Linked DNA regions of Mus musculus: region 2 is linked to region 1. The links are chromatin loops, found by intact Hi-C in ENCODE. Cell type or tissue: heart. All regions are shown on one strand. Each heading gives the region's core, and the rest is flanking DNA. Links, peaks and the distances in the headings are about the cores only. Region 1 holds the start of Rnf13 (ring finger protein 13). Region 2 overlaps Wwtr1 (WW domain containing transcription regulator 1).

Region 1 (4,395 bases), core at 110-4,109:
ACAGTCTTATGTTTCCTAGGCTGGCTTTGAAGTGGCTACAAAGCTAAAGAGGCCCTGTAACTTTAGATCCTCCTGAGTGCTGGAATTTTAGGCCTATTCCATCACATCCAGATGATTGGATTTTAGGAGGGAATAATTGGTGTTTTTTTTTTCTTATCATCATATACTCTATTAAAATTTTCATGCTCTCGAAAAAAAGACAATTGAAAATATTATTTTCCACTCTATCTTCTAATTTGCCTTCATTCAATACAAGGGATATATATATATATATATATATATATATATATATATCACCATTAGTCTGCCCAAGTGCAACACAAATACATTACCTTGCTTATTTCTGAGAGAACTATATATTTACCATGGATTACAGAGCAGACTGAATACAGAAGCAAAATGTTCTCTTCTTAAGAGTTTCTATTTAAGGAATTAGCAACTGGCTTTATTTTTTGTCCTTAAAAAAACTTTTATATTATGGAAGAAATCTAATTTAATATAGAAAACCATTTTGAGAGAATTTAATTAAAGATGCATCAAAAGATATAGCACCTCTCTGTATAGTACTCTAGCCTTCATAACAATATTCCCAATCTCGACCTTCATGACTTTGTCAAAGCACAGTTATATAGTTGTGAATGTCTTCTTCCCAATACATGAAAAATACATTAACTATACAATTATGGGCTATGCAGCTGAAAATGTTTTTGATGGTCCTTATTATTCTAATCTGATTCTTTTTTGTTCCCTCCCTTTTCTGTAACCCAGAGTCTAGTGCTTGCTAGGCAAGTGCTCTGGGTGCTGACTGTGAACTCAATCTTCAATCCCTTACATTTGTTTTCTTAAATTGCTTGAGTGGTATTTAGAGTAGATTCTAGTTTAAAAGGCACAAGAAAAAAGAATAGGAAATCTTTCTATTCTTGTTCCCCACCTACTTAGGGCTCCTGAAGCAAACGAGGCTATAAACAACTTACATTCCTGTAATAACTCCCCCCACAACCAAAATCCAAACATGTTAATTAAATATTTGATGCCAGTATGGGCCTCAAAGATGCTTTATTAGGGCCAGTTCGATTAGGGCATGTCAGAATCTTTGCATCAAACCGCATTAAAAACAAAAGGCAGTAGTTTAGGAGCTGTTAATGTTGATGGCCCAATAGGTCATTTCAATCCAAGAACTCTGCTTTTTCAGACTAGGGGGTGAAAAAGTATGAGAACTCAAGGGATGAGATTTTCGTTCCTCAAAAGGTGACATGGTTTTTGAAAGGCTGTTTTGAGGACTGAATCGCGTGGTTGGACTTTGGCTAGTCAAGCAGTGAGCTGATCAGCCCGGCTCCCTGCCAGGCCTCGTGGTTCTTGCATAAACCTCGGGCGGTTAGTTCTAACCCGACCTGGATTCCAGCGCAAGGCGTCACCCGGAGTTCCCCGCCCTCATCGGCCCTCTCCCGGGAGGGTGCAAGACACTTCGCGGCTCTTCGGCCTCGGATCGCTGCGGGCCACTCAGACACACAGCCTTCGCTAGGGCCTCACTCTGCAAGCCAATCATCTGCGGATCAGGCTGGGGCAGTCCAGGGTGGCTTCTCCACCGCACCCAGGGCTTCCAAAAGCCGTCCCTCCCTCATCTTCCCCGTTCCTAATAGGGATGATGTATCACGCGGTTCAGAACGACACTCAAAAACTGGGCAATTCTCCCAACCCAGCAGAGGCAGGCTGCGCGACTCCGCGAGAGGGGCGGGGCCGTGACGGGCAACATCACAGCCCAATAATATTTCTTTACCTCCGAGTATGGGCCAATGAGGCATGGGAGGCGGGACTTCCGCTTGCCCGCTGTTGTGGTCCCTTCTCCGACTTGCTTGGGTAGGGGCTCAGTGCGGATACTCAGTCATGAAGTCCGGGTAGCGACTTCTCTTGGGTGGCCGTGAGCCTAGGTTCCGGGGGCGGACTTCAGGTAAGAACCAGCGTGGCTCCGCAGCGGTAGGCGGGGGTTGTCGGGCCTGGCCGGGAGAACACACCCACTCCGGCCTGGGTGCGGTAGCCCGAGGTGGGGACGGTCGGGCTCCTCTGCTACGTGCAGTGACAGCACAGGCCCGTGCGGGAGAGGAGTCCTTAGCATCCCATCCTGCGGGCTGGTAGATCTGAAGTTGTCGGGCTATGGATTTTGCTTCCCACGGCCCCTTCCAGAGGTCCCCGTGGCCTGGAAAGATACTTGGAAGACTTCTCTAGTCCAGGACTTGCCTCTTAAGTCCTCGGCGAAAATACTCTCGGGCTGTTTTGTCTTTAAAAAGAAGAAGAAGAAAATCTCATCGCTTGCTTCCTTCCTTTTCTCACCCACTCCCCTTTCCTTCCGTAAAAGCTCAGCTCACAGGCTTGGACGTGACCTTGCTAGGGCCACATACTGCCTTTTTTTTTTTTTTTCCTACCCAATGTTGGAAGTCCGAACTTTTTTGCAAGGACGCTTATTGAATTGATCTGCCCCTGAGAGGGAAACAACTTTGCTGCATGTTCTCTGCTTGCTTATGGTCAATTGCCCTATTTTCTTCTAATCTGGCAGTAGTTAATTTCCATAACTCCCATTTTAATCTTCAATTTCAGCACCGTGGGCAGCTGCTATAGGCTGATGTCTGCCCCAAACCTGCCTGGATTATACTGTTTTCTACCAGTGATGCAGCAGTTCCAGTGGAAACTGCGTTCCTTTCAGCAGTGCCCAGAAGACAGCTGCACTTTCTGATACAATACAGTAAAGTGGCCGTGCCTCCCAAGAGCCAGTAGAGACAGGCTATTTAAAGATTTAGGGAAGAACTTTTGAGAGTTTAATTGGCCACAGGGTCATTGTTTATTTATTTGAGACATGGTCCTTACATGTAGCCCAGTCTGATCTCAGACTTCCATTCTTTTGCCTCAGCTTACTCAGTACTGGAATTACTAGCCATCAAGCCTTGTTTAAAGACAGTTTTTAATGGGTCAAAAAGAATTCATTTCAGAGGACTGTGGTCTTTAAATAGGAGTTGAGTGTGGAGGGCCACAGGGATTCATTAATAGACTTTTTTCTTCTTTTTATAATCTATGGCCATAGAGTTAATTTCAGGTATAGTTTTTTTTTTGTTTTTGTTTTTGTTTTTATGCGGGTCAAGAGGAAGATATAAAGTGTAATATTGTAGAATCAGGCAAAAAGCAAAGCAAAGCAAAACAAAAAACTGTTTCCAAAGAGTTTCAAATTTGGGAATCAGACTAGACTTACCCTCCAGTGTTGGGTGACATCAGTAAATATGGAAAGGGCTAGTGAGATGTTTGGTGAGTAGTAGAGCTGGCCCTGCAGTTCTAATGGTCTGGATTAGATTTCCAGAACCCACATAGAGGAAGAAGGGGAGAACTGACTCCACAAAGCTGTCCTCGGCTCTCCACATGAACCTTGTGGTATATGTCTTACCTCCCAAGTCATACACACACAATAAGTGAGAAAGTTAAAAAAAATGAAAAAAGGGTGAAGTTGTGAAGATTAAATGAAATAAAATATGTCTGTATCATAGTTATGCTTCCTTGAATTGATTATATAGACTATAGTCTTTGTATAGGGAAAGTTAGTTGTCTTAGTCATATGTGTATGTTTTCCTCTGCCTTACCTGAAGTCAAAATGGTGTCTCGATGTGCAGTGGAAGTAATGTGAATAAAGTCCGTGCTTAGGGAAATGGAATATGGGAAGGTTTGGGGCTAACTACTCATTTATCCTTGTTATTTCTGTAAGGATTTTAGAGGAGCCTAGCTTCTTGCTAGCTTGCAGCTTACTTCCTTTGATGTTTCTGCATCTGAGGCTAACAGAGTTTATATCAGCTTTTGGGCACTAAGTTCAGCAAAGTGAGGGTAGAGTAGGTGTTTGCCTCTTGGGGTAGGTTTATAGAGTTGAGCAAGATACTTTATGTTTTGTAGTTTTTATTAAGACTGTGTATTAACTGGCTTGATAAAATCATATGACATACTTATGTCATGTTAGTATTAACTAAAAGTAGTTGGCTTTTAAAATAAAACATGGCTTTTAAAATAAAACATGACTTTGGACATTTTGAAGTTAGGAACTAATAATGTATAGCTGAAAGCAAAATGAGTAAGCCAAAGTAGTGATTTCCACTGTTTGACTTGTGGATGCTCACAGTCAGCTATTGGATGGATCACAGGGCTCCCAAAGGAGGAGCTAGAGAAAGTACCCAAGGAGCTAAAGGGATCTGCAACCCTATAGGTGGAACAACATTATGAACTAACCAGTACCCCGGAGCTCTTAACTCTAGCTGCATATGTATCAAAAGATGGCCTAGTCGGCCATCACTGGAAAGAGAGGCCCATTGGACACGCAAACTGTATATGCCCCAGTACAGGGGAACGCCAGGGCCAAAAAAATGGGAA
Region 2 (4,395 bases), core at 96-4,095, 270 kb before region 1:
AATGGATGTCATTGATCTCATACCCTTAAAATTCATAAACCATGAAAGAGAACATTCTGGCTATATGAGTTCTAGGATGTTGGTTAGATCTCTTCATGTGATGGTATAGGGATGGTTCTGATGCTAAGGTCCTGTTCCCCAATTGGTTCTTGATCTGTCAGTAATGAAGTCATGGGCCAATTGCTGGGCAGAAGGAACAGGCAGAACTTCTGGGTCCCTGGAGGCAAGCAGACAGACACAAAGGATTGGGCCTGGGGGGAGTGTTCACTATGCTTCTGAGGGAGAAAAGGTGACCAGCCTTGTGAGATCTCGGATGCAGTGGCCATGGGCTGCTCCTACAGGCCGGTGGTTGGGAGTATTTAGCTGGGACCAGATGTAACAGAGCAACTAAAGTTGAGGGCAGGTGGAGAGGTGCAGAGCTAAGAGTATTGATAAAGACATGCTTCTCCAGGCAGGAGACAAGTAGCACCCAGCAATTGTGCCAAAAAGGCAAGGGGGACTTGAACAACTGTGTGTATCCATGTTTTTTATCCATGGATTCGAGGGAAACTGGGCAGGGGCTGGTAGCTCAGCGCATTCCCAGAGCATAGGCGGAGTAGCAAAAGCTACATGCAACATGAAGGTTAAAGTATTGCTGTTTAGACAATGAAGTTACCAGCTAGAAAACTCTTGTTCTAGCTGGTAAAAGTTCTTGTGTTCACTGTACCATTACTAGTACTTACTATGGTGGTATAAGTTACAAACCATGAAAGGTCTGTTAAGAAACTACACTGTTGATATGAGGAGGAATAAAATAACTGGCAAGAAAGGGCCCCTGGTCCTTCTGTTTATCTTGACGCAAGTAATGAGAATGCATTTCATTCAATAATACACAAAAAAGCAAGTTAAAAATGGAGATTTGAGGGCTAGTGAGATGGCTCAGTGGTTAAGAGCACTGACTACTCTTTTGTTGATCATGAGGTCAAATCCCAGCAATCATGTGGTGGCTCACAACCATCTGTAATGAGAAACAAATAAAAAAAAACCTATGGGCCAGAGCAAGCGAGGCCAGAGCAAGAGGGAGAAGGGAAGGGGAAAACAAATGGAGATTGGAAACTATCCAATAAGGCTTTCCTGAAAGTCTCCTGCAGAAGGCAAAGCTTGAACCTGGGGTGAGTAAACTTGAGACTACCACAAACTCTTACAAGCACTCACATATGCTGAACCTCTTGGCATGAAAACAACTGGTCAGTGATTTATATTCTAGCAAATACAAGAATCCTTTGGCTAATAGCCTCACTATCTAATAGTGCACACACATATTCATTCTCATATTCTCTCTCTCTCTCTCTCTCTCTCTCTCTCTCTCTCTCTCCCTCCCTCCTCCCCTCCCTCCCTCCCTCCCTCCCTCCAAGAATAGCTGCATTTCCTATTAACCAAGTGGAGAGAAATCAGCTCCTGAAAGTTGCCCTCTGATCGCCACATGTGTACTATGGCACAAGTGTGCTCACACATGCACTAAATAAAAGATAAAGTAAAAACTTTCTTAAAAGCAGGAAAGGGAACTTCTTGGAAGGAAGGAGGTTACAATCGAGAGGGTGAGTAGAAAGATGTCAGAGTGTAGTGAGGGGTAAATAAGCATAATATATATGTATGAAAATGTCAGGATGAAATCCATTTCTTTGTATGCTAACCAAGAAAAAATAAATAAAGACTATATAACAAAGGGTAAGAACCTGTAGAATGCGGATGGGAGATGCTCACTGCTTTTCCACATTTTAAATCCAAGAGAAGTGCTATCCCATTCTTCATCATTGGGTCCTAACTAGTTACACCAGTCTCCAAGTCACCAAAAGAGGAAATGCTATATCCTGTCTGTAGGGGTCTCACTGGATCATGTTTCTACCTTCTTCAAGTAACTAACAAAATGCAAGAGACTGCAGAGGGCTCTTTTAACCCTAACAGCATTAAAAAAGTAAATAAATCGGACCATTTATTATTAACAATGCAATGGAATGACTTGTTTAAGATTATTGTACGATTATTCTTGGGTCACAGACCATTCCAAAGAACAGCTAAATATAAGGAAGACCTCTGCTTCCTACCCTACCAGGATGGATAGTGGAGTCACATCTTGCCTGTAGCCCAGTGGCCAAAAAACCATCCCAGCCTGGCTCTGATACAGTCTCCCAATCTTAGTGTCTGGCTTTAACATTGCTTCCAGCTCCTGAATCCATACAATTATTCCCTCTGTCTGGAACACACGTCCCACCGAAGCCCATTTCCCTTAGTTACTAACCTACAAATGCCAGGTATCAAGACACTCCTCCCTGCCCCTATCTAAAAGGTCACCTCCCACCACCCATGACTGTCTGTCTTTTAACCTGCACCTATTTTCTTCACAGCAACTTGGGTTTTATCTGTCCTCCCCAATGAATGACCCATGAAGGAAGGGATCTTATTCACCATGTTCATGCCTACACACCCACTACCTGTAACCATGTTAAGTATGTAGTAGTAGATACCCATAAAATACATTCTGAGTAAGTAAATAAGAAATAGTATTTATTCAAATAGAAACATTTAAAAAATATGCTGGTGATAACAAAATGAGAAATAAAAGGAAAAAAATCACACCTTCAACCACAAATTAGTACACACGCTGCCTAGTTAACAGTTCACCTGAATCCTCCTCCACTGTCCCTAACATAAGATGCACGGTGCTAAGTGGCCAGTAACAGAAACAGCAGCACCAAATACTTGGATGTGAATTCTGGCCTTGCTGTGTCCCATTGAGGTATTTCACAATTTTGTCCCCTACCACCTCACAGCGGGGGAATAATAACACCACATGTGCAAAATGCTGCTGTTATGACAAAGATGCTCAGAACAGAGCTTGCTCCAGAAGTCACTGCATCGATATCTAATGTCACCTCACCTTGTGTTCTACATACCAATCTCAAAAACACAGGTTAAAGACAAAATAAAGACACTGGCAGTAAAGGACTTGCCTAAGAGGTACAAGGAAAACCATGGGTTCCATCCCCAGAACTACAAAAATAAGTGTGTAAGCAGATAACTTTAAAAGTATCCCTCAGTGTTGTGTGGAATAGATCCACTTTGATACCTAAGAGTTTCCTCCTAGTCACCTTTCACCTTTGAAAGATTAAATCAGAATGTGAAAATTCATCACAAGGCTAAGAAAACTTACACTGCCTAAAATTAGGTTTAACTATAGAGTGGTGAGAGTTGTATTTTATAATATAATAGTTCTACATTTAGAACTTTTAAAATTCTACCTGCCTGGTTTCCCACTGTTGTGTTTTGTTTTTATTTTGTCAAGTTGACACACGTTAAAGTCATCTGGAAAGAGGAATCTCAGTTGAGAAAGTGCCTCCATCAGATAGCTGACAGGAGAGTCTTTGGAGCATTTTCTTGGTGGGAGGACAGCCTAGCTCACTGAGGGCAGGGCAGGACTACCCTAGGTAGGAGGTCTTAGGTTATACAAGAAAGCAGGCTGACTGAGTAAGCCAGACAACACATTCTTACAGGCCAGGCTCCTGCCTGTAGGTTCCTGCCCTGCCCTGCCCTGCCCTCCCGCAGGTGATGGGATAAATATAAGATGGAATAAAGCCCATCCTTCCCAGGTTGCTCTTTTGTCATGGTGTTTTATCATAGCAACAGAAACCCAAGTAAGACAGTCCTGTTTTGAAAGGTTAAAAAAAAAATCCCCATATCTGCCCACAAATTTGGGGGGTGGGGGACAATACCAAAGGCTAAAAATAAAGGACCAACCTCCCCAGTATGTCCTTATCAAAACTGGGTAATTAAAGTCTAGATCAGAATGCTTTTGACTGTCACCTGATAGCTGAAGCCCTTCTATAAGCAAAAGGGCAATCATCCACCTTTACCTCAACCATGAAGAGTGCTCAAAACTAATTATCATCCTCTCTCGTCTTGGCAGGTGTGCTGGTTAGTTTACGTCATCCTACACAAACTAGAGTCACCTGGGAAGAGAAGCTTGCATCTGTAAGACTGGCCTGTGGGCAGACCTGTGGGGCACTTTCTTGATTGATGACAGATGTGGGAGTGCAAGCTGAGCGGCCTAGTGGAGAACATTCCTCCATGGTTCTTGCCTCGGTTCTTGCTTTGGGCTCCTCCAGCCTTGGCTTCTTCCTTAAAGGATGGACTGTAGCTGGTAAGACACTCTTTTCTCCTTCAAGCTGCTTCAGGTATTTTATCACGGCAACAGAAAGGCTAACTATTGTGGTCTATTCACAGGGCACCACAAGCCCTGTCTAAAACAGGCCTCTGATTTCTCCACATCTCAGTACTTCAGGTCTCTCTTCCTCCAAACACATCTTACCCAGCTTTAGTATTTAGGTTATACAGCCACAGTGATGTAAGTTAAAATAG

The links. Peaks named below come from ENCODE experiments on the same cell type or tissue, not always from the same donor. Only the 100,000 strongest peaks of a DNase experiment are listed, where the experiment ranks them.
Region 2: a loop joins it to region 1, with 2.8 times the contacts of the local background. A loop is called at or near these places in 2 of 42 quality-filtered maps.

What each region holds. Positions count from the first base shown.
Region 1 is chr3:57,734,253-57,738,647 of GRCm38, forward strand. It overlaps Rnf13 (ring finger protein 13), which reads left to right and starts at 1,805. Exons shown (of 10, transcript NM_001113413.3): 1 at 1,805-1,948. In heart, for the core only: no CTCF peak of the experiment used is centred there; a DNase peak (open chromatin) is centred at 1,649; H3K4me3 peaks cover 2,147 bases; H3K27ac peaks cover 2,028 bases.
Region 2 is chr3:57,464,620-57,469,014 of GRCm38, forward strand. The region is part of intron 4 of Wwtr1 (WW domain containing transcription regulator 1); the gene reads right to left. Among named protein-coding and RNA genes, the nearest start is that of Tm4sf4, 41 kb to the left of the region's middle. In heart, for the core only: a CTCF peak has its summit at 1,860; no DNase peak of the experiment used is centred there.